2 separate regions of the Homo sapiens genome follow, and region 1 is linked to region 2. A link is an interaction called in ENCODE POLR2A ChIA-PET data of the cell type or tissue named here. Cell type or tissue: Panc1. All regions are shown on one strand.

Region 1 (2,500 bases), 51 kb after region 2:
GCAGACAGCCAGGGCCATTCCCATGTGGCACTCGTGGCCGTGACCTCACTCGTGTTCTTCAGCTGGCCTGTGAGGCCACCGTGCTGTCTTCATTTAGAAGTGCAGACGCAGAGTCCCAGAGAGGTGGAGTGATTTGCCCAAGATGGCCCAGCAAATGGGTTCCTGAACCTGGCAGCAGCCCCTCTGCCTCAGGCATTCCCTCCTCTCCAGCTCTTCTGGCAAGTCCCTCCCTACCTGCTTTGTGTCCTGCAGCTGGTCTGGGCTGACTCACAACCCCAAGCCTCGGTGCCTCCTCCCTGCCACGCTGGGACTTGCCTGCACCCTAGGGCACCGACTCTTTGTTAAATGATGTCTTAAACATTGTGGGCAGCGTTTACATCTCACTTGGAGATTCTCGGGCCTCCTTGGGCAAAATCTGCCACCTCTGCTCTGTCCCATCATGGTCCTTGGCACGAGTCCCCCTCGGATCACCAGTCCCTGGCTCCCACCTCCACTCACTTGGACTAGCCTGAAGGCTGACCTAATCCCATGCTGGGCCCCAGCCCCCAGAGCACAGAGCCAGGCACATGCAGTTGCTGTCATTCTAGATGGGCCCGGGGAAGTAAAAGCATTTCAAGCCAGAAGGGCTGGGGGAAGGAACGACAAGGGAGAGGAGCTACCTCTGCTGTATTGTGAAAGACGGAGGTGACCAGAGTGGAGGGACATTGGGGTCTCGAGAGAAGAGAATACCGGGAAGTTAGCTGAGGACCCCCTGAGGCAGGAAAGGTAACAGGCAGAGGAAGGAGGAAATCGAGGCAGGAGGAGCCAAACCCGGAGTTTGCCCAGAAGAGCGGAATTCCTCCCCATCCACATCATCTGTAGCCTGTGGTTTTGATTACCTTCTGGCAGTCCGTAGCGCCCCTTAGGAGCTGAAGCACTTGCGTTTCCATCTGCTGATCAGACATGGGAGGAAACCAAGACAAATAAGACGTCCACATTGTGGTGGGAGCATGTTTTTGGCTCTAGATTTGAAATTAGCATAATGTTTGTCTAAAGCTAACAACAGTACATTCTTCCTGTCTGGAAACGTGTTAATGATCTTAATATTTAGGAGAAAGTGTCTTCAGATGGAGAGAAAGCTGGCTCCCTGCACCAAGATTCAGTTTGCTTAGAGCGATTTTACTGTCATGTGTTTTCTTGGAGGAACCAGAGGGAGACATCTGGGTAGTTTATCATCATTTCTTTGAAATACCTTTATATCTTTAAAATATGTGCTTCCTGCCCCCAGAGCTGTTGGATCGTGAGGACATACAGGCCACACCTGAAGGCTGCTGGCATCCTTCTCAGGTGCTCTGTGGCTTAGCTCTTTGCTCTCTAACAGGTGAGGAATTATTCAGCCCATTTTACAGTCATGAAGACTGAGCCTGAGGCAGAGTGACCTGCAGACCCAGGGTTACATAGCCCTGGCAGGGACTCGGGTGCGGCCCAGCTCACCTTGAGTTTACTTTTTTTATTTTTTTTTTGAGACAGAGTCTTGCTGTGTCACCCAGGCTGCAGTGCAATGGCATGATCTCGGCTCACTGCAACCTGTCTCCCGGGTTCAAGCGACTCTCCTGCCTCAGCCTCCCGAGAAGCTGAGGTTACAGGCACACACTACCAGCCTGGCTAATTTTTGTATTTTTAGCAGAGACAGGGTTTCACCATGTTGGCCAGGATGGTCCCGAAATCCTGACCTCAGGTGATCTGCCCGCCTCGGCCTCCCAAAGTGCTGGGATTACATGCATAAGCCACCGCGCCTGGCCTGAGTTTGCTTTTGTAAGCAGCCTTGAGCATTTTCTGCTGTCCCTGGAAGGGGGCCCAGCTCTGCTCGGCAGTTGTCCAGGGCCGGCTGCGCTAACAAACACCAGATCCAGAGCTGGGGGTCTCATCTTCAGTGAAATCAGCCACAGCAAAAGGTGTTGGCAGGTGCAGGTTTCCTGAAAGCCTAGGGTTGATAGGGAAGCAATTGCCTCTTGCTGAAAGCATTTTCTCTTGGAAATCTCAACCTGTCCACTCTCCTCTGGAGAAGCGGGGAGCAGAGGCCATACGGCCATAACCAGACCTTGTCCTTCCCTGCTTCACCCCAGAAGGCACCCTGGGCTGGGATCCGAGCTTGGACTCCATCCCTTTCCCAGTTTCCATCTCGCCTCGAGGCAGCCCTCTGTGCTGGGCCGAGGCTTGCATAGCCGTCAAATGGAGCCTCAAAGTGGCTGAGGGTCACAAAAAACATCTGTGACGCTGCTGACCCCAGTGTGGGTTCAGTCATTCAGCCTTATGGGGTCCTCGTGGCCCCGGGTACAGCCTTCCTCACTTCAGAGAGAAAGGGCTTTGAAAGCTTCTCTGGCTCACAGATCGTCAGGGCCTCACTACTCGAGCAGAAAACGCTGAATGGATTCAAAGCTGAATATTTGGTGCTGTTCTAACCCATCTCTTCTTGATGATCTGAGTTCCAAGATGTTCTCTGGAACATCATTCCTGCAAG
Region 2 (2,500 bases):
TGCTCAGTTCCAATGTCTCCTCCTACAGGCAGTCTTCCTGGATCCTCTGAAAATAATTGGCCCTTCCCCTGATCTCCAGCATGTTGTTGTTTTAGTGCTTCTTTTTAGCCCACATTTTAATCAGTGGCCACTGTCAGGCACCCCCTGAGGGCAGGGTGCCAGCTAGGGGTTCCCTGTGTGCAAAAGTGACATGGGACACGGAAATGACTATGACTCAGCTCCTGTCTCAAAGTGCCAGGCCCAGGGCTGCTGACACAGTGGCAAAGTGGGAATTCCCTGACCATTTGCATTGCCACATCAAGGGCTCTAAGAAAGTCTACAAATAAAAGTACAAAGCCATTGAGCCGGGCGTGGTGAGGGATGCCTGTAATCCCAGCTACTTGGGAGGCTGAGTGGGGAGGGTTGAGCCCAGGAGCTCCAGTCCAGCCTGAGTAACGTAGCAAGACTCTGTCTTTAAAAATTAAAAAAAATAATAATTTAATTTAATTTAAAAAGCCACTAAGTGATCTGATGTCTCCTGAGAATATCTTTGACTTAAGAATTCCTGGTTCACACCAGGAGGAGCAAGATGTTTCTGGGAACGTGGTTTGAGAAATGCTGTTCACGGTGAAGCCACATCTGCAAAGAGCTATTTCTGTAACGGGATGCCGCCAACAGACGGAAGCCACTGAGCCCTGCTCTTCGGAAGATGCTGGGCCGGGCACAACTCCTGTCCCGAGAGCAGGCGGACCTGAAGGAACATCGGCCAGACACTGGACACGTGCAAACCACCCCCTTCTGTCCCCACAGAGATGCTTCTGCTCAGGGCCAAGGGCTCCCAGGTCACAGATGTGGAAACAGCCTCCCGTGGAGCTAGCAGTGCCCAGATTTGAACCTGGAGCTGTGGTCTTTCCAGTATATGAGGCCTGCCTTGACTATACTGCCTCCTTCATTATATCCTGCATACAGTTGGTACTCTGTAATTGCTTTCTGGACACAAGAATAAAGAAACAGGATTCAGAAACAGGGGAATGGGAAGGACAAGAAGAACCTCGGGGTTGGCTGGAGTGGCTCTGGAGAGGACCTGAGCTGAGAGCCAGTGGATTAAGTTGAACTGGAATCAACGAGCCCCCTATACTCCAGGCTTTACGGTAACTGGAACAGGCTCCGACTCCCTGGAGCGCCAGGTCCAGGGTGACATCTGAGCTCAGCGAACCGAATTTTGAATCTAAAACTCGACACTCGATTCAGTTATTGGACAACACTGAAGTATGTTTGGAACAACTTGGGTCTGAGAATCTGCTTTTTCAACTGTAAATCTTATGATAGCTAAATTCAGATCAAGTATTTCCAATAAAACTTCGGCATCTGAATGGAGATGTGCTGTAAGTAAAAAATGCATACTTTTGTGCTCTCCAAAGAGAGTCCGAAACATGTAAAGCAACTCAATATTTTTATATTGATTGCATACTGAAATGGTAATTTTGAACATGTTGGATGAAATTATCATTTATTTGCAACTGTTTGTTCTTTAATGTAGCTACTAGAAAATTTATATCACATATGTGGTTCACAGTCATAGCTTCTATTGGACAATGCCACCTTGAAGCCTATGATATTTTGATAAAATGGAAATAAAGAGTTTGCGGAAATTTTATGATTGTTTTTTACTCATCTAGGCAGAGTACTTGGAATGCCCTAGTTCAATCCCCTTGTTTTACAAATAGGAAACCTGAGGCCAGAGAAGGCAAGTAAGTTGCCTGGGTCACACAGCATGTGGATGGAGCTGGGCCCATAACTTGGCACTTGCTCCAGGCATGCTTGGAGGTGCCGGCTGCTGTAGACCAACCTAAACCAGGCTCCCCCATCCCCCTTTTTTCAGATATGCCTTGCAAGAACACAGATCTGCAGGCCACTAGAACCAAGCAAGATGCCAACATGCCTGACACCCAACCTGGGTCAGAAGATTACCCCAGGGCAAGTAGCAAGGAGACATCATAAGGGCTTTTCCTGGTTGGTGAAGACCACAGGCTGCTGCCCAAGGGAAGGGCCTGGAGTCCCTGACACTTGGCCATCTGTGCACCGTGCTCAAAGCCTCACCTTCCAACTACAAAGAGAAAAATGTTCCCTCTGTGAAAAGGTGGGCTGTATCCAGCAGAGGGTAACCTGTCCAGCTCACGTTACCGCAGGAGCAATTCCTCCTCTCTGAACAGAGTGCAGCATCGTGGGGGTGGAGACCCGGCTGAGGGGGGTGGGCCTCCTCCCCCTGCCCGCTGCTCCATCGTGGACGTCTTCTCTCAGAGCCTCGATTTTCCCATCTGTGAAACGGGGGTATGAAGTGTGGGATGAAGCCTTTTCATGAGGTTGTGAGACGGGTCCAACCATGGCAGCTGTCATGAGCTGAACTGTGTCCTCCCAAATGTGTATGGGGAGGTCCTGACCGGCAGCACCCCAGAACGGGAGTTTATTTGGAAATAGGGTCTTCCTGAGGTAAGCAAGCTGAAATGCAGGCAGGGCCCTA

What was found. Peaks named below come from ENCODE experiments on the same cell type or tissue, not always from the same donor. Only the 100,000 strongest peaks of a DNase experiment are listed, where the experiment ranks them.
Region 1: POLR2A ChIA-PET joins it to region 2 with 5 read pairs; 3 of 35 experiments call an interaction of 5 or more read pairs at or near these places.

The regions. Positions count from the first base shown.
Region 1 is chr4:8,897,725-8,900,224 of GRCh38, forward strand. No RefSeq gene overlaps it. Among named protein-coding and RNA genes, the nearest start is that of HMX1, 27 kb to the left of the region's middle. In Panc1, no CTCF peak of the experiment used is centred here; no DNase peak of the experiment used is centred here.
Region 2 is chr4:8,846,814-8,849,313 of GRCh38, forward strand. It overlaps a transcript of HMX1 not described here. Among named protein-coding and RNA genes, the nearest start is that of HMX1, 24 kb to the right of the region's middle. In Panc1, no CTCF peak of the experiment used is centred here; a DNase peak (open chromatin) is centred at 1,148.